Linked DNA regions of Mus musculus: all the other regions are linked to region 6. The links are chromatin loops, found by intact Hi-C in ENCODE. Cell type or tissue: left cerebral cortex. All regions are shown on one strand. Region 1 overlaps Intu (inturned planar cell polarity protein). Region 2 has its middle 3.0 kb from the start of 1700017G19Rik. Region 3 has its middle 8.8 kb from the start of 1700017G19Rik. Region 4 overlaps Intu (inturned planar cell polarity protein). Region 5 holds the start of Pgrmc2 (progesterone receptor membrane component 2). Region 6 holds the start of Hspa4l (heat shock protein 4 like).

What was found. Peaks named below come from ENCODE experiments on the same cell type or tissue, not always from the same donor. Only the 100,000 strongest peaks of a DNase experiment are listed, where the experiment ranks them.
Region 1: it touches region 6 in a loop (2.3-fold over the local background); 2 of 42 quality-filtered maps call a loop at or near these places.
Region 2: it touches region 6 in a loop (3-fold over the local background); 17 of 42 quality-filtered maps call a loop at or near these places.
Region 3: it touches region 6 in a loop (5-fold over the local background); 18 of 42 quality-filtered maps call a loop at or near these places.
Region 4: it touches region 6 in a loop (2.1-fold over the local background); 2 of 42 quality-filtered maps call a loop at or near these places.
Region 5: a loop joins it to region 6, with 3 times the contacts of the local background. A loop is called at or near these places in 5 of 42 quality-filtered maps.

Annotation. Positions count from the first base shown.
Region 1 is chr3:40,691,356-40,695,355 of GRCm38, forward strand. It overlaps Intu (inturned planar cell polarity protein), which reads left to right. Exons shown (of 16, transcript NM_175515.5): 11 at 360-581; 12 at 1,144-1,614; 13 at 2,806-2,903. Among named protein-coding and RNA genes, the nearest start is that of Slc25a31, 16 kb to the right of the region's middle. In left cerebral cortex, no CTCF peak of the experiment used is centred here; DNase peaks (open chromatin) are centred at 2,369, 2,768 and 3,306.
Region 2 is chr3:40,523,945-40,527,944 of GRCm38, forward strand. No RefSeq gene overlaps it. Among named protein-coding and RNA genes, the nearest start is that of 1700017G19Rik, 3.0 kb to the left of the region's middle. In left cerebral cortex, a CTCF peak has its summit at 1,606 (motif pointing left); a DNase peak (open chromatin) is centred at 1,592.
Region 3 is chr3:40,529,690-40,533,689 of GRCm38, forward strand. It overlaps a transcript of Intu not described here. Among named protein-coding and RNA genes, the nearest start is that of 1700017G19Rik, 8.8 kb to the left of the region's middle. In left cerebral cortex, a CTCF peak has its summit at 1,895; a DNase peak (open chromatin) is centred at 1,904; H3K4me3 peaks cover 1,279 bases; H3K27ac peaks cover 339 bases.
Region 4 is chr3:40,675,845-40,679,844 of GRCm38, forward strand. It overlaps Intu (inturned planar cell polarity protein), which reads left to right. Exons shown (of 16, transcript NM_175515.5): 6 at 3,039-3,128; 7 at 3,688-3,765. Among named protein-coding and RNA genes, the nearest start is that of Slc25a31, 31 kb to the right of the region's middle. In left cerebral cortex, no CTCF peak of the experiment used is centred here; no DNase peak of the experiment used is centred here.
Region 5 is chr3:41,080,738-41,084,737 of GRCm38, forward strand. Pgrmc2 (progesterone receptor membrane component 2) reads right to left here and starts at 2,309. Exons shown (of 3, transcript NM_027558.1): 1 at 1,858-2,309. The coding sequence starts at 2,257. In left cerebral cortex, a CTCF peak has its summit at 2,323 (motif pointing right); DNase peaks (open chromatin) are centred at 1,300, 1,581, 2,512 and 3,160; H3K4me3 peaks cover 2,896 bases; H3K27ac peaks cover 1,789 bases.
Region 6 is chr3:40,742,432-40,746,431 of GRCm38, forward strand. Hspa4l (heat shock protein 4 like) reads left to right here and starts at 3,182. Exons shown (of 19, transcript NM_011020.3): 1 at 3,182-3,353. The coding sequence starts at 3,247. In left cerebral cortex, no CTCF peak of the experiment used is centred here; DNase peaks (open chromatin) are centred at 2,464, 2,710, 3,001 and 3,912; H3K4me3 peaks cover 2,123 bases; H3K27ac peaks cover 2,128 bases.

The DNA.
Region 1 (4,000 bases), 51 kb before region 6:
TATACAACATATTTAACAGAGTCGGATGATCCAGGAGGCACACGGAAAAGAATGTCTCTGCTGACCTTGACCCCGCTTCTCTTTCTAGTCCTGGTCTAACCAAACATTCAAGATAATCAATCCTCCTTGAGGTGATCTCGCTTTGTGCAGTAATCTGTCTGCTAAGGCCCTTCAGCTGTCAAACTTGATCTGTAGATCAATAGCTTGACTCAGATCAATAGCTTGGACTTCTGATGAGTCTTAGCTTAGCTGGTTGAAAACTGCATTATGTTAAGCTTATATTGAGGTGTTTATGCGACGTTTAGAAATATGAGGTGATTGTCCCAAGCTGACTTTGGCTCTCTGTGATTAAATCCCAGGGTTACATGGTGTGCAGCCATCTGCCTAAGGATGATGTTATTGAGATCGCTGCATACTGTCGCCAGCACTGCCTGCTGCCTTTAGCAGCAAAGCAAAGGATTGGCCAGCTGATAATATGGAGAGAGGTGTTCCCAAGACACCACCTCCAGCCCCCTTCAGACTCAGACCCCGAGGCCTTCCAGGAACCTGAAGGGAGATATTTCTTACTAGTTGTCGGATTGGTGAGCTATGCACTTCTTTCTTGAATTTCATTTTATATTTTTTAAACCTACTTGCTGAAGAACACAAACATGCTCACTTATGAATATGTTAATTACTTATAGTCAAGAAAATGCCAAATGCTTCTCTATTATCTTCCTTCTGTATCTATTTAATACTCATGAAGCAATATTAGTAAAATCCAGTGTAGGCTTTTAGCAGATATCTGAAGATGTTTTGTTCCCTTCCTAAAGTGGTTTTATCCTTTCATGAAACAATACAGAGCCGAGCCGGGCATGCTAATGATCCCTGTGATCCTAGCACTTGGACGGTTGAGGCAAGAGGGTTGCGAGTTTGAGTTTGAAGGCAGCCTAGGCTGAACATAAGACCTGTCTGAGTGAGGGCGGTGATAACGGAGGCTATTTGAAAGTTGTCTTAGGACTTCTCTGGACTAAGAGAAATGATTGAGAGATTTTCAGAACTCACGAGTATTTGCAAATACCCATGTCTTTAGTATTTACAAGCATATACATGCAGACAGTATTAAATAGTTTCAACTGAACATGTACCAATCTTCCTTTACAGCGACATTATTTGTTGTGCGTGCTGTTAGAAGCTGGAGGCTGTGCATCTAAAGCTACTGGGAACCCTGGTCCCGATTGTATCTATGTAGATCAGGTCAGAGCGACCCTTCATCAGCTGGAAGGAGTAGACTCCCGCATAGAGGAACAGCTAGCCACATCCCCGGGGCCCTGCTTGTCTTGTGCTGACTGGTTCCTTGCTGCTCCACGTGAAAAGGCAGATAGTTTGACTACTTCACCTATCCTCAGTCGGCTGCAGGGGCCTTCCAAAACAGCAGCCTCTCCAACATGCAGGAGAACCTTTTTCAGTGACTATTCCTTCAAGGCACGGAAGCCCAGTCCCTCCAGGATCGGTGGAGGACGTGAACCCACTGAAGGGGAAGAAAGTGCTGGTCTGAGCCCACATGCTACCCCAGATGCAGTACGGAAGCAAAGAGAATCCGAAGGCTCGGACGACAATGTGGCCTTGCTTAAGGTATGTGTTCATTTGACATGTCTGCATTGTGAGAAATAACTCAGAGATTTTTTTTTTAATTGGGAGAACATTCCTTATTTGAAATGATGGGTGCTTTCCATTAATGAAAAAACAAAGACTTAGAATTGAAAAGAGAAAGAAATATCGAGTGCCAAGACATAATAAGCCCTGTGGCATCTAGGACATTTTTTTGACAATGCTTCCAGGTAGAGAAGCTTCAGCCACATACATTGACATACATTGGCCTTTCTTCTGCATTGATAAGGGTGACAGAGGGCCCTAGCTGTGGGGCAGTCTCGGTGTCAGTCTGACTAACTGACTGACGGTGTCAGTAGTCAGTAAGACATTTAACAGAAACAGATCAGAATGGGGAAGAGGAGATGCCTATTTGTAATAAGATTCTTAATCTGCATTTATGAACACCACAAACATTAAAGATGTGAATGTGAAGCAGAGAGTGTCTATCTTTGCGGTTGTGACTTCCCTTGACCTCCCCCCCCACACACACACACACTATAAGATACCTCCACATTTGTCAAAGTCATCGCCAGCCTTGGGAGCGTTGCACTTACTCCCAGGCTGCGGATGTCTCTCCACACAGTTTTGAAACTTGCCGTCAGGAGGATGGAGGTGATGCTAGACAAGGCAGAAAAAAGGCTGAGTCTGAATGGGCTGCAATGCTTCTGAGTGCTGTGACGTGCACAAGCCTAGCTCTCCCCTCTCCCGTACGAAAACAGTGGGATGCTGTTGGAGCCAGAACCGAATGTGTTTGTTCCACGTATGTTTGCATTCTAGTTGTAGCCTGTTATCTCACTTGGTAAAGTCAGTAGGAGACAGAGATCAGGAGGATTTAAGTAATTTATGTATAGCCAAACTCTAATCAGCTGCCCTGAATAAGACTCGGACCATGTGACCTTGAGGAGTTCAGACAGCACAAGAGAGACAAGTACGTGTGTGTGTGTGTGTGTGTGTGTGTGTGTGTGTGTGTGTGTGTTCAATGATGGAACTGGTGGGGAGTTTCACTGTGGTTAACCTTGGAAACCTCCTTAGCAAAGAATAAGAGATGCAGATTTGCACTGAAAATATTTAAAGGGAGCGGCACAAAAGCAGTGCTCTTAGGCTTTAAATTTTTGAAACATTTCTGCTGTGTGATCCTATTCTTAGATATAAACTGACGTACTTATCTTCCAGCTTGCTAGAAAGAAGTCAACACTTCCAAATCCGTTTCATTTGGGAACTTCGAAAAAAGAACTTTCAGAAAAAGAGTTGGAAGTCTATGACATAATGAAGTAAGGAACTTCTAGCATGCCTTTCACTTAAACGCCTTGTCTTTGAGAAAGTACAGAGATGATTCAACGCGTGTAATTATGATATAGCACAGATATGAGGTCATATCTACAGTGTTTCTGTAATCTTTCACTACACATTTAAGGAAATGTGTAGTGAAAACACCAAAAGGAGTATTTTAAAATGTGAGAGTCACTCTTTACCTCTTTCCCACAGATAACATAATTTTTGGATGTCTACTTTTTAAATTAGTTTCAAGACTAATTTCACACTCTAGTAGATGCCTGGTTATCTTATCCTTAATCCTGTTCCTGGAAGTGATATCTGCTAATGCCTTACAGTTGAGAATGCTCACTTCTAGAGAACAAAGGCCTGGCCGTTTGCCCAAACTCAAGACAACTGGGCGAGACCATCCCTACTTCCTGCTTCCAGCTGGTGCATGCAAGAGCTCTGTGGCAAGTGCAGCCCAGCTCAGCTGCTCTCTGCTTATCCTGCTTTCCTCACTCACTGCTCTTCTGTGGTTCCATAGAACACATTGCACTGACTTCTTCTCCCTGGGTGTCTCACTCTCAGAATACAGGTCCTAAAATCTGGTCCTGAGCAAACAGATCCAACTCCAGCTTACACTGAAAAAGGAATTCTGAGGTTAAAGGAAAAAAAAAAAAGACCTAAACAAAGAAGGAATGTATACATTATATAACACTTATAAAGTGTTATATAATCAGTTTGTGTGCGTGTGCGCGAACACGCAGGTGTACTTGTGTATGCTGATATGTGAAGCTAAAGGCTAACCTTGATTGTCATTCCTCAGGATCTGCCTAGCTTGTCTTTTGAGACAAGGTCTCTCACTGCCTGGTGCTAACTAAGCGTGGTAGGTAGGCTTCCTAGTGAGCGCCAGGGCTCCACCTGCCTCTGTCTCTCCACAGTTGGAGTTGCAAAGGTGCACCACCGTGCCCACTTTGTTGCGTGGGTGCTGGGATTTGAACTCTGGTCCTCATGTTTGTAAGGCACTTTACTGAGCTAAATCTTCTTCCATGTTTATTTTGTGGTTAGCTACCTAATCAGCCAGAATCTTCTTGGCTGGTGTTTAATGTTGATG
Region 2 (4,000 bases), 220 kb before region 6:
TCGTATTTACAAACTACTTGTAAACCTGATTTTTCTCCCAGTTATCACAGACTGATCAAATTGCAATGCTATTTTTTAAAAAAGCCACCAAGACAAAATAAACAATTAAATCACTAAAATAAAGTCAAAGATAAATTGCTTTTTAAATTAAATTTTTAGGTTGGCATGAAAAGTGGTGGGTTTCAGATCTTCAAGCTTTTTAAGGGAGGCACTTTTTCAATTGCATTGTCTCCCCAGCCCAAAAACAGTATTCTTAACAACCTTTCTGTGCCCACTCCCCAAAGAAGGCAGCACACAAAACACACACTGCAGCCCATGGCCTGGACCAGGAGAAGGAATGTGTTAGGAGGAGGATGGTTTGTGCTGTGCTTTACGGCGCTTTCATTATGATCCCAGGGAAAGATCTTTAAAAGAATATTGTAATAAAAATGCCTAAATATAAGAATAAAATCAGTGACACCAGTGAGAGACCTGCTAAGGATGGAGTTAGAAATCCAGTTTTTACTTTCAGCTGGTATTTAATGATTGCACAGACCACGGGACACAGTGTGAGATGATGCATGCGTGTCCTCATCTGTTTCTTGTCGCTGAGACAGAGTACTGACGGGATGAACTAGGGAAGGAAGGGTCTCGGGAGCCTCAGCAAGAGAATCTAACAGCTGATGCAGTCTAGGAGATAGAAAAGACCCTGCCATGAAGCTACACTCCACCTGACCCGAGACGCCACAGAAGGGGAGTGTGGAACAAAATTAAAATTAAATTAAAATTTTAAAACAAGGTTTTAAGGAGGAGTTTGCTTTTACAGAGAATGGCAGGTGAGAGAGGATGTCAAATTCTAAACGTTGTGTTTTCAGCCTAGCTAGGGGAAAGGTGAATAACGTAGTCTGCTCTCTGCTCTGTGAGGAACACTACGAACAGGAGCAACTTGGAAAGGGTTTATTTGGCTTGCAGGTTTCAGTCTGTCATCCAGGTAAGTCGAACTCGGGACAGGAACCTGGAGGCAAGAGCTGAAGTAGAAACCACAGACACACCGCTTACTAGCTTGCTTTCCTAGGTTGGCTCAGCCTGCCTTCTCTTACTACCCAGGCTCATTACCCAGGGATGACGTCACCCACAGTGGGATGGGTCCTCCCGGTGGGCCCTCCCACATCCATCTGTAACCAAGAAAATACCCTACAGACATGCATACAGGCCAATCTGATGGAAGTTATTTCTCAGTTGAGGTTCCTCTTCCAAGGTAACGCTAGGTAGTATGAAATTGCCAAAAAATAATCAAGACAGTGATCATAAAAGATCAGAGGAGTTTGTGAGAACCGAGTTGCCGAAGGTCTTCCAACAAAACTAAGAAGTCTTCGTTTCCTCCAAGAACCATGGAAAAACTCCATGCTGTGAGTTAAACAGATGCAATAGCTAACTTATGAGTGCTCACTATCCAAAGGAACAACATGTTGAAAAATCAGGAATATCCAAGCAAGATAAACAGATTTGACAAGATTCATTTGATTTTTGTTATCCATTATGGGTGGGGAGATGGCTCAGCGTTTAAGACACATGATGATGGCTCACAAGCATCTGGAACTCCAGTTCCAGGGACCGGATGCCCTCTTCTGGTCGCTTCAGGTACTGCATGCACATGGTGAACCGATATGTAGGCAAAATGCCCATATATATATATATATATATAATTAAAACAATAATAATATTGGGATACAGGATCCATATTCAGTGCCAATGAGTTTTTCACACTAGCTCATTTTAAAAATTTTGAGACTTTCTCCTCTAGGTGTAATACCCTATTACCCTCATACCCTTAAATGAATTACTATATTAAAAGAAAGTGAGATTTCAATATTTCGGTTTCTGAAAAAGCCAATCACTAATTTCCCCAATACCTTTCTAGTCAGGAGATTTCAAAAGTAGCGAGTCCAACTTTTGCTCTATGCTTGGGTGGTTCAAGACCCCTGTGCTCTGTAGGTCCAGGAGACCTGCGCTGCACAGTCGATGGCACACTGGGAAGACTCCTACTTGCTTCAAAGCATCGTGACATCACCTTGTATTTCGACCTGAAGGGTCTTTTCAAGTTATTATAGCCTGCACTTTTAAGTGTAGTATGGACTTGAACAATCATAACTTCCTTAAAATTAAACAACACATACAACTCAGAGAGAAAACACCTTTGAAAGAATGGCTTCCCGATACCCAGAAACGGCTGTCCAGGAACCTTGTCTCTGGAGGTTAGCATTAATCCACGTGTTAGATCATGTGAACAGTCCATAGCCATTTACTTCCAGGCTGGTGTTTCTTGCTAATATTTACATCATTCAGTTGATTTGTTTTACCCTGTGAAGAAAGGGTTTGGTTTTCATCAGTTGAAATACTGTGGGGTTTTGGTTTTGGTTTTGGTTTTGGTTTTGGTTTTGGTTTTGGTTTTGGTTTTGGTTTTGGTTTTGGTTTTGGTTTTGGTTTTGGCTTTGGCTTTGGTTTTGGCTTTGGCTTTGGCTTTGGCTTTGGAAGTGGCACAGTTTTTAAATTTTATGGCATGATTTTAATGTAACCATGAAGACACCTGCGTCCCGTGCAGCCACTGCCTTATGTCAGTGTATATCTCCTCTCATTTCTTCACTTCTTAGTTACGTGAATACATTGCCCTGGCTACTTAGACAATTAAGATCTAGACTTGCTAGGTATGTGTTGTCCTTGCAGCAGAAGGGCACAACATAGAGAGAAGCCAGTGATTAGGACTTTGATTTTCTTTGACAGTGCTATGGATAGAACCCAGAGCTCGGCATGAGTTAGGCAAGTACTGGCCCACTGAGCTGCTGGCCATTCACTGTCCTGGGCTGCATGTTCTCTCTAAGGCACAGAAAGCACAGATGGCCACTGCAGTAAGGCTGCGTGGGTGAGCCAGCGGTGGCTTGGACTCCAGAGACAACCAGCGAGGCTGGAGAAGGGTCTTGGAAGTCGTAAAGCACCCAGACTCCATCTGTCCTTGTTGCTTTGGTCCAGCTTTGGACCCCACGGTACAACATCCAGATGTTGCAGTAATGTCTATTGATAACCCTCTAATAAAGAAGCCCATGTCAGGCGAGCAAGCCTGGCCCCCTCCTTCACCACCCCCTCTTACTTCTCCCCTCCTTCCGTCTTTCCTCTATATCCCCTTCTGTTGTTTAAGACAAATTGTCTCTCTCTACCCCAGCCTGCCCTCGAATGACCTGCCTGCCTCATCTTGAGTGAGGGGATGACAGGCTGGTGTGCACCACCACATACGGGCTACTGAGCTTCCGTTTGTTCCTTAGATGCTGTGGAGCCTGTCTTTAACCCCCTCCCACTCCTTTGCCCTTTCTCTCAGAACCCATCCATTCCTCATCCTGCTGAGGACACTGACAGCGTAGGTCCTCTGCTGAGTCCCTAGTAACCGCCTTCACTGGAAAGAATAACGTAAGCAAATGTCTTTACTGGATGCGAGGATCTCTCCCACTTGCTTTAGTACAGGACAACTCCGCGACACCACCCCATGCTAAGGACACGGAATTGGCTGAAGATTTGCTGAGACTCTATTGCAGTTGAAGTGTTCCTCCTGCCCATGTGACTCCTTCATTCCCCTCCTCCACCCCCTGCATCCCCCAATAAACTTCACGCGTGGAAATCTCCATCTCAGCAGCTTCTCAAAGGGTCCGAATGCCTTTGTTTTTTAATAGTAAATGTGCTGATTGTAACCTTGGGAGATAGGTTGATTTGATGAATCTATTCTACGTGGGAGTCCTTTGGAACTTTGTAGGAAGTTGTGTGTGTTTGGGAGTGAGAGTCCCAAGTTTTATGGCTTAGAAAAAAGAAAAGAGCCAGAAATATACAAAAGCAAGAAACTCAGGCGAGCTCGAGGTAGAGAAGCCCATGTCTGGGCTGCAGCTGCCAAGCAGACCCAACTCGTGGGGGGGGGGGGGTCTGCTCCGTGGGCAGCTCGCCATCTACACCCCTGGAAACACCCTGTGTCCATTTTCTC
Region 3 (4,000 bases), 210 kb before region 6:
GCAGAGGGCAGAGGAGGGCATCAGATCGCCTACAACTGGAGTTACCGGTGGCTGTTACTGGGTGCTGGGAGCCATACCCAGTCCCTCTACAAGAACAGCGAGAACCCTAACTAATGAACCATCTCCCCAGCCCCTTTTCTCTCTTCTTGTAAAGGCTCCCCCAACAAATTAAGGAACAACCCCAATTCAATATAATCTCATCTTTGTTACAAGTCAAAGACTATTTCCAAATTAGGACCCATTTGGGTGGGAGGAGTTAAGAACTCCACATACCCTTAGGGACACACAATCAACTATGATAGTGCCAGAAGACCTTTGCTTCCACAGCTACTAAAAGACTGCGTGGTGTATAATCTGCACGGACAACTTGACTCCATTTCGAATAGCTGTGGAAACACGACTATGGGTGTGTCTAAGGAGTGTTTCCTGGAAGGTTTAACTGAGAAGGGGAGGCCCGTCCTGATTGGGGGCAGCTCCATGTCATAATCTGGGATACCAAGGCTAATGAAAAGGAGAGTGTGAGTTGAGCATCAAGGTCCATGGCTCACCGCTCCTACAGATGTGACATGAGCAGCTGCCTCCTGCTCAATCTGCCCTGCCTTGCTCCTCAAAAAGCATCGCGCCTCCAACTATGACCCAGAACAAATCCTTCCTTTTTAAATTGCCCTTGTCAGGTATTTTTGTCATAGCAACGAGACACCTAGCTGAATATATGAAAGTCTGCATCTTGCCTATGTACGTAAACTTGAATCATTATTTTATTGCCATCAAACAATGATCAATTATGCTTATTTATTTTTTATTTTTAATATTTGTTATACTGTTTATTAATTATTAATACTTACCCTTCACACTTTTGCTATAAAAATTATACTTTGATAAGCATCTCATTCTTTGTTTCCTTGGATCAGTTTCTGAATCAAAAGACAAACACTTCAGCTTCCGGGAAACTCAGTTGAAGAAGACCACCAGACGAAAGAGTATGTAGAACAGCCAAGGAAACACTGCAGGAAGGAGAGGTGAGCAAAGGTTTAGATACATTGTGATAAAACCTCTCTGCAGGAGAAAAGACTTACGTGGGATGACTTGGCTACAACGCAGGTCAAGCCCCATCTACTTGGGATTAAAATTAACCTATGATCAATTATTAGTCTGTATCTCTGACATCAGTGATATGCCACATTTGAAAACACCTTCCTACTTCTCACAATCATTCTGTCTGATGCTGACTCCGGTTCGGGACAGAACTTGAAGTCACTTGTGGGTCATCCCCCCCCCCCCCCCCCCCCGTACATTGAGCTAAGCTTCCGTTTTTTCTTCCTCTTTCCCTTCTCTGTCTCCTGACCACAGGGTGCAAGGGTACATGCTGCTTTGGAACCAAGGGACAACTGAGGTCAAGTATATTTCAACCCTATCACCCACGGAGGATAAAAGGCTCGTGTCAATCAGGCTTGAAGTCACTTTTCACACCGTACCCATGTAATGTACATGATTACTTGTTTTGATTTTTGCTTGTTTGTTTTGGGACAGTGCCTTGTTATGTAGCCCTGACTGGCCTGGCACTCCCTACATAAAGCAGGCCGGCCTCCAACTGTTAACTATCCTCTGCCTCAGCCTCTGAGTCAGGGGAAAGAAAGGAGAGCGCCACCAGAACGGCACGCAAATGGTTAAAGTGCTTAAATTCCCACCCACAGGGGCATCTGGCTTCTCTTCTCAACTCAGTCCGCAACACAGCCCCAGGGCAGGCGCATCTGTCCCGCAAGCACCTCCTCCTCTTCAGGCTCCTTGGTGGCCTCAGGTGACAGTGTCCTTCCCTGGGGCGGCGCCTGGACACCGGTGTCCAAAGCTGGGGCCGCCTAAGGTCGGCAAACTCTGGGTGAGGCGCGGAGCGCGCACTAGGCGGCGAGAGAGTGCCCCTGGAGCGTGGTTCCCAGAGCGGTCTCGGGGACGTCCAGCACAGAGAGGAGCCGCGGGTCACCCTGGCCCTTGGGGACCTGGGCTGCGCTCCCAGAGCGTCCACCTGCCAGGACTGAGCGATCGCTCCCGCGGGCGATCCCAGGGCATACGGACCCACGGTGACACTCGGACATTTGTGTCCTCCATCAGAACCTCAGCCGAGCTGGGGACCCGCTGACACCCACCGCCGACCCGAGGCTCGCCCTCGAGGCGGCTCCCTACAGGAATGTTTCAGGGGGGCGGAAGGACCAGCATCCCCAAGCCTGCGCCCCGCAACCTGGAGGACCTGGACTCGGTGCAGCGCGTCCTGCTACACAGGTCAGTGTGGCTCCGGGGATGCAACCAGGCTGGGCGCAGCGGCGGGGTTCGGCTAGGTGCAGGGCTCCTATCCCAGAGTGGGTTCTGGGGACTCGCAGAGACTCTAGACCAGTGCCAATGCTCTGGACTATAAGAACCTAAGCTGTCTCTGTCACGCTGCTCTGCACTTTCTGCAGGGATTTGGGGAGGAAACTGGGAGCTTTGCCTGGACTTTGTGAGAGGGATTAGAAAGAATTTCTTTTTTAATAAATCGAATTTCGCCCCACCCTCTTAGCACCGCGGAACATTAACCGCACAGCAAAGGAGTTCTCCTAAGGAAGAGAACCCCAACTTTCCATTAGCTTATCCAACCCTATCATTTATGCAAAATTGACGAACAAAGATTAAAACCCACGCCTATCGCAGGCGATGGGTTTGTTGATGAGAAAGGAATCCAAGAGAACAAATTTGACTTGCAGAGTGAATGGACTGAATGCAAGCATAACAGTGAATGATGTTAACTCGTAAGGCCTGGCCTTAATGAGACATGATGGGAGGGGGACTCAGACGTAAATGAGCTTCTGGTGAACACGTTTGTGGTAAGGGAGAGAAGGTTTACGTGAGTTCTGTCATCTGTAAACGTTTCAAGTGACCCTTTTAAGTCTTTGTACAAAACCATATGAGCTGTAGGAAGCGTGAGGGAGGAGGCCGCTTCATGCAAGGGGTTTTAAAGTTGGATTTCTTCCACTTGAGAAACTTGAAGTTCTCTGGACCCCACTCTCCACCCCACAAAACAGCTGTTGCCATGTAGAATGAAATATTGTCAAACCAGGAGGTAAATTCCCAAGGATGATTCCTCCTTGCGTTTGATAACATTGCATACAGTTCAGGAGCGACCCCGGGTAGTAGTCTCTGTAAGGCAGCATTCACGCTCACGCTGTGAGGCTGGCCAGCCTGGGAAGGAAATCTGTTTTAAGCACCTGACTCCACTGCAACAGAATTTCTTCATATTTTTCTTGTTTGAAATGTCTAGTAGGAAAAAAAATCCAAACTTATTAACACCACTGGACTTCAAATGGAGAGCACAAGCCTGCCTGAGTGACGGGGAAGGGAGAGTTTATACTCTAATCCTCACACTGAGGTGCTCATTTCAGAATAAGTATTTCTGGAATGCACCTGCTCAACATTAGACTGAAAAGCCACTCCATCTGAATTACAAATAACAGCTCCCCTTTGCCGGGGCATGGACTCTGAAGCTCAGTTTGTCAGTACCGTGGCTAACAGTGATTTCATCTTAACAGAGTATGAAAATCATTTTCAGCTTTGCATTGCATTGTGTGTGTCCTATTATTCTGTATTTTATTGTCATTTTGTGTTTCCAAAACACTGTTTAAAAACTTGCCACGTGTCAGTTTCTCTCCCCCTTGGCGAAGGTATATTTTCCAACATATTCATCCTTTTAAATATCCTTTGCTTGCATATATAAAGTTTAGTAAGGATATAATACAAAAACCTTTAGATCATATTTATCCATCTATCCGAATTCTCATGAACTACGTCAGTGCATAATCTGTGTTTTAAAGTTGTTTTGGCATCATTTTTTTTTTTTATGTTTTCCTTTTAGAAACATCTCTTGCATGTGCAGGCAACCCAGTGGGCTGCAAACACATCCAAAAACTTGAAAGTAGGAGAGTGGGTAACTCTACTTAAAGGAAGAGAAAGGGGTCTTAGCAGAGAGGAGACAAGG
Region 4 (4,000 bases), 67 kb before region 6:
GCTGAATTTTTCACATGGTTAGCAAATACTCTGACTTTACGGTAATCATAGAGAAATACAGACTGTGCGTTAGAATTCAGAATTCAGTGTCATGTGAATTTTATTTAGTGATGAAAAAACAAAAGTCAGAAGTTGGATTGTCCTGCAGTGGTGGAACTGTAGTCAGCACACAGCAAGTGGCCTTGGGTCCCTGTCCAGCACTAGGGGAAAGAGAGGAAAGGAGAGTGGGGTGGAGGGAGGAAAGAGAGAGGCAGGGAAGGGAGAGGGGCAGGGGAGGGAGAAGGGCACGGGAGGGAGAGGGGCAGAGGAGGGGGAAAACTTCTCAGCCAGTAAGGAATAGCAACACCACACGGAGTGTGAGGTCTGACTTGGTTGTCACTGTTAAGTCTCGGGATGAAGAGCCCAGAGCTTTGGAGTTTAGTCTTTCATAAAATCAAATATTATAATTTTTCTACTTTTAGTATTTCAAGTAATCTAAAATTCATGAAAAAAGTTTATTTCAAGTTTTAAGGGCTTCCACATTACTGATAAAATATAAAGTTGGATTTTCCAGATTTTTACATTTAGTTCTCCCATCTCCTGGTAAAAATTACACTTAAAAGTTTTAGATGATGTGGGTTATGTAAAATAATGGGAAGAATTTACTTGTTTTCCTAAGTAAAAGTGAGACATAAATCTCTGACTTTCTTTTCTTCTCTTTTCTTTTTCTTTTCTTTCTTTCTTTCTTTTTTTTTTTTTTTTAGCATGACCCCAGCCAGTTCTGAGGCTGAGGCAGGTTTATTTTTTCCCAATCTGCTTTTATACCATTTTAATTACATGCAAGTAATAAGGTCAAGCAGTATAATGAACACAAATAGGCAAGGGAAATCCCTGACTTTCTATATATGGACAATGGTTCTTGACTTTCTATATATGGACAGACAATGGTTTTTTACTTTCTATATATGGACAGACAGTGGTTCTTGACTTTCTATATATGGACAGACAATGGTTCTTGAAACTTCAGTTCATGTGTGAATGAATAGTTATAGAAGCAGCTTATCAAACTTCTGTCTGGTTTTTCTTCATTCACTGCAAGGATCCAAAAGGTACTCACATCTGCCAATCACAGGCTGAGTACCACTGAGCTAAGTAGGCCCCAGCCTCTCTTTTTATTGTTTAACAGCTTTGTTCAGCTTCACTTCGTAAATCATACCCTGGCTTACAGTTTATAAGTAAGAGCTGGAGAGATGGCTCAGAGGTTAGGAACACCGGCTGCTGTTGCAGATGATCTGGGTTTGGTTCCTATCATCTGTCACTCCAGTTCCAAGAGATCCAGTGCCCTCTTTTGGCCTCTGGGGGCACCAGGTGAGCACATGGACACTCAGACAAACACAGAGGTAAAACAATCAAACACATAAAATAAAAACAAGTAAGTCTGTTTTTTGTTTGTTTGTTTTTGTTTTGTTTTTAAGTGTAATAGTTTCAAGTATATTCAGAGATATTGGCTATGGCCAATGTCAGAACATTTTTATCACTTTAAAGAGAAACCCCGTGCCCCTTGTCACCCTGGACATCACAGCCCAAGCCCCAGTACCCGCTGGCTTGCTAGCCTTGTTTGGGAGAGATGTCTACAGTAGACATTTGAAATGCCTGGAATCATAAAATGAGTGCTCATTTGTTTCTTAAAAATGCTTTTTAAATTGTGTGTGCATGAGTGTGTGTGTGTGTGTGTGTGTGTGTGTGTGTGTGTGTATGTGTGCACGCATGCACGTGCCTCTGCAAATATGAGTGTAGGTACCTACAGAAACCAGAAGTATCAGATTCCCTGAAGCTGGAGTTACAAGCACCCATGGAAACCTAGCATGAGTGCTGGGAGCCACAAGTGCTCTTACCTAGCCAGCCATCTCTCCGGCTCTAGAGTAATGCTCTTAAACAAAATGGAAGGGTTTTCATGAATATTTGTTCTTACTCTTTCTCTGCTGTGTAGGATGGGTGCTATTTCCATTAATAGTTAGATCTTGTCAGTAATGATAAGGCACGAGGTAACCTGTGCAAGCAATAAGGATGGGTAGGCAAAGCCTTTTTGAGGAAACAATAAATGTGAAATATTCTCTTCAGGGTTCTTTAACAATACATGTTTCTTGTTGCACATTCTTTTTTAGAAAATTGTAATAAGATTAGTGTGATATAAAAGAGGCTAATGTTTGCCTAAAAGTGTATGCACCTTTACACTTTAACATAAAACAATGGTCTGTTTGAAAAAAAAATCTTTTCAATGGTTCATATTTCAGGTAGCACACACATGTGTTCTCTATGGTTCCAGAGTTGGTTATTGTATTTCTTTTGAGAAGTTATCTAAGTGTTTGTAGCTGTGTGAAGAATAATTAAGAATACATTGCCCATGCATGAACTGTGCATACCATCAGCTTCTGGCAGCTCCCTCGGTAGTCATCACATAGTGTACAGGTGCTCTGTCCAGTTTCTGTGAGCACCTATGTGCACAGGACTCAAGTTCCATCACTGCTTCTAACCCGTATCTCATACTGGGCTGTCATCCTCCAGGTGCAATCACTGTTCTGGTCTCTGTGTAATCTCCTTAGTGATTGTGCCCATACATGGGCAATCCCAAAGGGTCTGAGTATAAACTGTGTGTCGCCACTTCGTGTCAACAAAACATTTCACACATACCCAAGTTTCAGACAGGGTCTCACTCTGTAGCCCTGCTGGCCTGGGACTCACTATGTCACTCAAACTATGTCACTTCAAACTCATAGCAATCCTTCAGCCGAAACCTCCTGAAAGCCAGGATTGTAGACATGTAATGATTCTCCCTTTGTGTGTTTTGGAGGTTTGGAGATAATCCCAAATGTATTCTTGGTGTTACAAACCCCTGCCTTTTCTGTGTGGCAGTTAGGTATGTGGCAAGAAATTTGCTTATTAAGCAATTCAGTTCTTAAATTATATCATGTGTAACCTTTTAAGGATATTTTTATAACTCCGTAACAGTTAAAGATATTCTAACCGCATCTTGAATTTGAATTTGTGTTTTTTCTTAGCTCATCCCTCCATCTAAATGGGAAACAAATTCATGTTGCTTACTTGAAAGAGTCTGACAAGTTGCTGTTAATTGGCCTGCCTGCTGAAGAGTGAGTTGGGATCTTTTTGTTTCCCTTTAAACAACATTTCTGAAACTATGGCAACAACAAAAAAAGTAAAATAATGGAAACAAGGTTTGCCTCATTACAATCATGGCCTTTTGTCAAAAAGCAAACTTCTTGTGATGGGTTCATGATCCCAAGGCACTGCCCTGGGGCTGTGTTATTACCCGTATCTGTGGGGCTGTCAGTATTGACAACACAGGGGTTGGGGTGTATTCTTCCACTCAGACTTCACAAGAATTTGCTTTGAATTTAGTGAGCTGCCATTTTATTCACGCTGGAGAATATGGGGGTCAAGGCTCGGCACAGGGTACTTTTCCCAGATGTTCGATATCTTTGGTAAAACAGTGACTCTGCAATGCCAAAGTGGCTGCCTACCTCTGGGTGACCTTACTAGTGGGGTAAGCACCCTTTACAGCCCTGCCCGCAGCTGACTAAACCCTACAAATATATATGCAGAAAGACATCTTGCTTCTTTGCAGTTTGGTGTCATTTCACAAATGAGTTAACTCTTTTTTTGTTTTTTGTTTTGTTTTGTTTTTTTAAGAGTTCCTCTTCCTCAGTTAAGGAACATGATAGAAGATGTGGCCCAAACCCTAAAGTTCATGTATGGTTCTTTAGACAGGTGAGTGTTTCTCTGGAATCTATGTCATGTTCGGTGTCTCCTGTGTCTTCCTCTGTGTCAGGCAGTGCTTGTTGCTTGAGAAGCAGGCATTTTGGTTTACTCCTTGCCTGTGACAGTTTCCTCAGGTTTTCTTTCTTTTTAAATTTTTATTTAATTCAACTACAAATTAATTTTTGAAACAGGATCTTTCTGTGTGGCTCAGACTGGCCTGAGCCTTGCTCTGTAGCCTGGGGTG
Region 5 (4,000 bases), 340 kb after region 6:
TAAAAGAACAAGGAGGTGGTTCTCTGTTCTTCTTGTTTTCAGACGGGTCTCACTATGCAGCCCCAAAAGGCAGAGACCTTACAGAGGCCTGCTTGCCTCACTCCAAGGCCTCCAGGATGGTTCTTCACTATTATCAGTGCTCAAGCCCAGGGACCCACTCTACAGCACACCTCTTAGTTTTCAACCTCTGCTGCGGTTGCCATGGAGACTGCCAAACTGACTCTTTCCGGATGTATAAGGACTGATAATGGGTCTTTTTACAAATACTCTAGACAATCTTTAACCACTGAACACACTTCAATCCAATGAGGGAAGTGTGTAACTTGGTACAAAATCTGTGCAAATTCTTCACTTTTAAAAGTTTATTTGACTTGGTCCATGTAAACAAGGTACTTGGGTCCTATTCTCTTGTTCCACATGCTCTTAAATTAAAAAAATAAAAAAGTACTAACCATGGGAGCTGATGTAAGTAAGGAGACATGATTTTTGTGTTTATATATCCAGAAGGAAATACACACACACACACACACACACACACACACACACACACACAAAGAGATTAACAGATCCAACATCAAATGCTTATTTGTGTTTCTTAGCTCTAATCCAATCAACAAACCAAAACACTCCTAAAATAGCATCCAACTGAGCATAGAAATTAGAAGCGTCTTCAGTGTCAATAAATCAATCAGGGGCAATAAGGAAATTAAAAGGAAACCTAGCTTAAAAGTTGGATGCATACCTTCCAATAAGGGGTCACTTTGGTCTCTAGCTTCATTCTTACAACTCACGCTCTCTCTTCTCCTCCCCCTCCCCTTCTGTCTTTAAAGTTTAATATTAAGCACTGCATAACCAGGCCGCACAATGTTGTTCAATTTTATGGGCTACCAACAGATACCCGGGGTCTGAAGTTTATTTGCACAATCTGCAATATAGATTACCACTACACTGCAAAAGGGCCTCTAACGGCAACTACCTTCCACGTAATTTTCTGAAAGTAAAGTTGTAAAACCTTCAGCACATGCAGGGCAGGGGGCGAGAAGTTCGACGCTTCTAGGTTCGTGCCCCCCCTCACCCCCCCAAGGCGTCTCATTCTGCTAAGGGAAAATACAATAATTTATTTTCAACGGGTATTTGAATACTTATTTTACTATTAGCAGAGAAAGAAGGAGAGGAGGGAAGGAGGGAGAGACTGAGAGAGTCGGAGACAAGAGACACGCCTGCCTCCTGGGCAGATGAGCTCCACCCCCTACACTCAGGGCCAATATCTTTGCCAGTCTTACTTATTAAGGTTTACGTTCTGGTCCGTCCTCATTTTACATACAGTTGTTAATCTTGGAAAGCATCTTGGAGCCCAAACCGACTTTTTAGAAAAAGAATGAAAACGAGTCCGGGGTGGTTGTGAAACCGAGCTCCAGGGCTTGGGACTTGAAACTACGTGTCCCTAGCCCTGACTCTCGGCAGACAAGTCCGGAGAAGGGAAAAAGTAGGCAAGTGTCAAACAGACAACCCAGAATAAGAAGAAAGCTGTCTTAACACTGGGCCAAAAACTTTGGATCGCCACTTTAGCCCTCTTGCCCCGACAAAGCCCAGAAATCAAAACGCTCCGAGGAAAGGTTGAACGCCAACGTGACTAGAGACAACTCTTAACAATTTTGAGAATTTCAGCCCCAGGAAAAGCTGCGAGGAGATACGGATTGGGAAAGGCAAGGAACGCCGAGCGCAGGTCTGTGGGGCGCCACTGAGCCCCCCACGACGCCCGCAGCTGGGGGCGTGCGCGGGGCTGCGGTCCAGGAGCGGGGCCGCGGCGGGGATAGGGTGTCCCGGATCCCCACCCCGACACCCCTCACTCCTCACCGGGGCCGTAGAACTTGCTGCCTTTGGTCACGTCGAAGACTTTCCCATTGACCGCGAGCAGGATGCGCGGCGTGCGCGCCCCGTCGTACTGGCGCAGCTGCTCCAGGCTGAAGTCCCGCTTCTTCATGCGCGGCAGCGTGGCGGCCGGGCTCTCCTCGCCCGCCCCGGGTCCCGAGCACAGACCACGCCGCCCCCAGCGCACCCACAGCCGGTAGGCCCCCAGCAGCACCAGCGCCACCAGCGCCACGTTCAGCAGCATCTCCCCGCCCGTCGCCAGCAGCGCCGCCACCCAACTGCTCCTCGCCGCCGTCGCTCCGGCGCCACCCGGGCTCCCGTCGCCGCCACTCTCCCCGCCGCTCCCCAGGGTGCTTAGCTTTACGTCCCCATCACCCGCCGCCATCACTGCCCGCCAGCGCCTTCCTCCTCCCGCCCCCTGCCCTCCCCAAGCCCGCGGCCCTGCCCACCAGGCGGCGCTCAGCCAATCACGTGAGGGGCTGGGGCGTGGCAGCGCCGGCTGCTTATTGGCTGTTGGCTGGGTAACGTTGTCTGGCTTCGCTCTCGCAGCTCGGGCTCTGGCTGGCAGCGCGCGCGGGCAACGCCCCGCCCACCTCGCCCCACACTTCCCTGCTCTCACAGCCCCAACGCTTTCAGCCTGGGGAGTGTAAGGGAAGGGCGGGGCTGAAGAAAAATAGAGTGTGCGTGGGGCGGGGGGGGGGTGGGCCGAGCCGGCTGTGCGCGTGCGTACTCGCGCGTATGGGCGGAGCGCCGTCAGGGCGCGTGCGCGGGCCCTGGGACGCCACGCGCTGGGCTCTTTTTAGCAACCCCTCCCTGCTGCGCGCGCGTGCGCCCAGAAGCGGCTTCTCTCTGAGACGGCTGGTTCGCGTCTGTGACGACGCACGGCGGAGGCCGCAATAGAGCGTGAGCTGCGGGGCCGCGTGTGAAGCTGGGCTTCGGGCACTAGCCCTAGCAGCGCCGGACACTCGGGTCCCGGCCCACGCTGCTTTTGGGCAGTGCTCCTAACAGGAGTCGGACGCAAGCTCTTCTGCGCTTTGCTCCCCGGCGGTGGGCGTGCGCGGATAAAGCAGCCTGTGGCTCTAGCTCCATAGCCTTGCTCGGGGCCTGCGAGAGTGCTTTCCAGTGTGAATTCCACCCATCTCGCGCCCTCAGCTAGTTTGACAGGCTTCTGTCACTCTGCTTGTGAGGAAGGAAGATGCATCCAGGGAATGGCCAGTTCCTTATAACTTTGAACAACCGGGGGTGGGGGACAGGTATAGACGAATGGTGGCAGCCTAGGGGTGAGCTACCCGGCATAAAGGAGCTGACTCAGAAAGGAGCTGACTCAGGCTTTGGCGTGAACAGTATAGAAAAGTAGGGATGGGCTTTTCTGGCTGCTATTAGTTTTTAGGTAACTGTCTTTAGTGTCAATGGACAGGAGAGCCCTACCCACTAACGGTACTGGTGATCATAACTTCCCTAGAGAGGTTTTAACACTCGAAAGGATGGGAAACCAGCCATTGTACATAAGACTCATCGTGGCTTTTTTTTGGGGGGGGGGGGGGGGAAGGTGCTGAAATTTTTTTCTGTAATGGATTATATATTTAGGTGCTGTGGGCCATAAGGTCTCTCTGTCCCAACTGTTACATAAATAATAGAGAATGAGCATGATAGTGTTTCTATTAAAAATGTACTTAGAGACACCGAAATTTGAATTTGTCATGAAATACCGTCTTTTTGTTTTTGAGACGGTTCAGTGTGTTCCAGATTGGCTTTGCACTTGATATGTAGATGAAGATGGCCATGAACTTGCATACCAGCAAGCACATTCCCTTGCCCATCATTATGACTTTTAAATCACTTAACGTTAAAGTCGGTTCAGCCCCTGAGTAGGTATAGAAACAGCCTGTAAGCTATATTTTGCCAATCCCAGTCTGAGAATTTTTTTTTTTTTGAGTCAGAGCTGTTGTCTTTAATTGAGAATTAGTAAGTGACCATATAATCTTTACACTGCAAGAACGGGAGTAAAGCCAGATTGGCACAGGCCAACCTCAGTAGTCACCAGAAGGGTTAGAAGTCACAGTTCCTGTGGGACTTGCTAACAGAAAATGGAGATGTCAGTGATGGAAACTGGTTTTGGGAAAGAACG
Region 6 (4,000 bases):
TGAGGTCTTGGGTTCAATCCCCAGTTGAGGGGGGAAAAACAAACAGAAACAGTAAAGAGCAGATTGAACAAAAAACTAAGACATAACAACGAAGGCAAGTAAACCAAAAGCTGGTTCTTTTAAATAGTAATGATAAGAACCAAGAAAAAGACACAAGGAATATTAAGACTGGAGAAAGACAAAAACTATAAAAGAAGAGCACTGACTTAAATAAACCAATGTCTGTCAACAAATTTGAAGTTGATAAAATAGTAATTTTTGATAAAAATATGACTTGATTGAAAAATAGTACAAGACATGAATAAACTACCCACTAAAATAATGTAACCAGTGGTCATAAATCTTTGTCAGAGAAAACAGGAATCTCGTTCTAATTCTACAAAACTCATGTCAGATGGTTTAAATGAGAATGACACCATAGGCTCATATATTTGAAGACTTGGTCTCCAGTTGTTGGAACTATTTGAAAAGGATTATGGGCCTTTTGGAGAAGGTATGTCACTGGTGATGGGCTCTGAGATTTCAAAAGCCCAAACCATTTCCATTTAGCTTTCTGTGCCTTCCTTTTATGGATCAAGACATATGCTCTCAGCTACTGCTCCAGTGCCGTGCCTGCCTGCCTGCTGCCATGCTTCCCACCATAATGGTCATGAGCACGAATACTCTGAAATTGTAAGTTCCAAATAAACTCTACTGTAACTTGTCTTGGTCATCAATTAAAAAAAAAAAAAACCTAAAAAAGCTGGTCTTGATTAAGAGTAAAGGAAGCAAACTGGTCAGTGAATATAGATGCAAATGTTCTACATAATTATCACAAGTGTGACTATGGGTGATTTGTCGGAGGAATAGGAGGGTGTTAAAGAGTTTGTTAATATTTTTCACTGAGTAATAGGTTGAGAATAGGGGTCTCATTCAATGATTAGCATTTGCTAAATTTCAGCATCAAGAAAAGAAAAACTTAGCGAACTAGCAATATTTAGGTTTAAATTTCTTATAAACACAAAATTTTCTGTTAGAGACAAGTATGCTCACTACTATTCCTTATAGTCTACATTTTATTGGTGATCGTACTTATCATTAGAGAAAGCAATAATAAAAGGACAAAATGAAGGAGGTCCTTCACAGGCTATATGTTTTGAAACCGAGAGGGTCCAATAAGCTAAAAGAACCAGAATCTACAATAGAGTGCAGCAAGTTTCCTAGCTACAGGATCAATATAAATTACCATTATCCTTATATTCCAATAGCAGCTAAGCATAGTTATATTGACATGTTGATGTCATGCATAAATGCTGTGTTTACATTTAGCCTGAAAACAGTCCAGGGAGTAATATTATCTTAAGAGACACTGAGCCCACGGCTTGGAAAGTAATTGCCAAAGGTCCTAGAGGCAGTAAAGGTTATGTATGCCTGGGGTTACTACATGAATCCATGTAACTTCCAAGTGCTTGTCCTGTTTTAACTACTAAGTACTCATTTCCTCCTGTTAGCTGTAAAGAATCAGAACTCTTTGTTCCTGGCATCAATGCCTTCTTTTTACTTAATATTTTAAGGGTTTAATAGGAAAAAAAATTTTTACACGTGAGATTCCAAAAACATCATACACAAATAAAATGAAATTCGTGGTCCTAGGAGAGCTTCAAGATATCCAGGAATAAATCTAGCCAGCGGCAGATCATTATCCCTTAGGATAATGGCTAAATGGGGCAACTTAGTAGTGGAAGCCACTGAGACCCAGAGTTCTGAGGGGCCAGAAGCATCCAATCCCTGCTCTGTGTGCGCACAGCCTGCTGGGAAGCCAAGGTAGGTGGTCTCCTAAGAAAGTGCTGAGTGGGTCAGAGCATGCCCCCTGCAGACTCTGAAGTCAAAAAAGATTCTTTAGAGACACTAGAGTTGGAACAATAGTGGCGTCCCAGTTGACTTGGTATAGTTCCTAAAATGTATTTTGTATTCATTATAGCAACAGCGGGGGCTATTGCCACACTTGCTGCTGCCGCCCTAACAGCAGTGTTAATAGTGAAGCGATTGAGTAACTTAAGAAGGAGCACAAATACGGACTATGAGAGTACTGAATATGCGGATAAAAATTCCGTGTCAAATTCCAAGGTGAAACAGGAAGCACACAAAAACTTGGACGAGCTGGAAGAGGGATTACACAAGGAATTGGATGAGAAGGGTCACCAGACACAGGAACTGGACGAGAAGGGTCAGAATGTACATGAAGAACTAGATAAGAAGAGCCCACAGATACATGAAGAACTGGACCCTAAGGAACGTGGGACACAGGGGCTGGATAAAAAAGAGCCAAATTCACACTGGGATGTGCATGGAAAGGACCAGGACCGCCAGACTTCGTAAGCATGAGCTAAAACTTGTTCAAGTGCACACAGGCAGCACGCCTCCTCACAAGGCAGGCTTCTTCTCTGAAGCTCCCTGGGCAAGCAGGCCAGGGCCTAGAAAACCACTTTTTCATGGAGGAAGGTGACAGGTTGGGACCGGGCGCAGCAGGGTAGCTCTGAGAAGCGGGCGACCCTGGCACCGCACAATGGGCACCACCTCACAGAGGGGCTGCAGGAGGAGCCTCAGCACGAGCCGCACGCGGGCGGCCCCTCGGGGCTGCGAGGCCGGCGGTGAGATCCCAGGCTGTGGCTCTCGGGGACCCTGGGAGGATGCGGGCGGCCAGAGCGAGCGGTGCTGCGGAGAGCAACGCGGAGGAGGGAGGCGCTGCTAGGAGGGCGGCGCTTAGAAGAGCGTCCGCGAGACACCGCTGCCCCGGCGTTGCCGGGAGACGGCTTCGCCCCCCCCCCCCAGGCGTCGCCCGACCGCTGCCCCGCCCCGTCCCGCCCCGCCCTGCCCCGCGGCTCCGCGGCCTCCCCTCCCTCTTTCCAGCTCTTTCTCGAACCTGCCACTCCGCAGCGAGCCGTTGCCGAGCGCTGACGGGAGCGGCCGAGGGCGAGGCCGCCCAGCCTCAGCCGACCGGTGGCTCGCGCCTCCCGGGGCCGAGCGCGCAGGCGCAGACCGCAGTAACTGCCGGTTGGGGGCGGCGAACCGCAGTGGAGACTAGGCGGCGGGCCGGGCGGAGGCGGCGCGGCTCAGGCGGGCGGCTCCACCTCCGCAGTTCCGACGCCCTGCCCTAGATTTTCCGATAGAGAGTGGGTCCTCTCCTTTGCTTCTCGCAGGAGTCGCAGCGCCCGCAGTGGGGACCCGCAGCGGGACGCGGTCTCCGCAGCCCGAGCCTTAAGCGGGATGTCGGTGGTGGGCATTGACCTCGGCTTCCTCAACTGCTACATCGCTGTAGCGAGGAGCGGCGGCATCGAGACCATCGCCAACGAGTACAGCGACAGGTGCACGCCGTAAGTGCCGCACGCCCCCTTTCCTGGGGTGGGGCCCGGGACGCCCCCTGTGACAGGTGCAGCGTCTACAGCCAGACGAGGAGGGCAGGGGCTTCCCTCTGGCTGCTCGGCTCGCCTCATCTCTGCTTGCCGCAGACATCCCTGACCCTGGGGCCCCTGCGTTGGGCTGCAGGAGGCCATGGGGGGGCCACCTCGGCATGGCGTCCTGGACAGGGAAGAAAGGTCTGAGGCAACCAGAGAGGGGTGACCTGGGATTATCCTGTACTAGGAAGTCGGCTAGAGCTCTGCATTCTGCCCTCCCTCCCCCATCTCCTGAGCGACAGCTTTCTCAGAAAAGTGACCCCTGGTTATTGCACACCTAAGAAAACGAAGGGCAGTTTTCCTAACACTAGAAGTCATTGGCTTTATTTATTTATTTATCTGTCTGTGTGTTTATAGAAAGGAGAGATGAGGTGGTGTCCTTGAGAATTTGAGATGATCTGACCAGTTTCCGGAGGGATTAGGTTAACGGTGCATTCACTATGAGACTCGGACAATGGGAATCTTAGCTGTACATTGGCAGTATCTTTCAGTTAGTGGAAATTGCCGTTGTTAGAAGCTACTACCCAAAGTGCGTGTCTACAGAGTGAATTGTTGGTGAGTCAGAG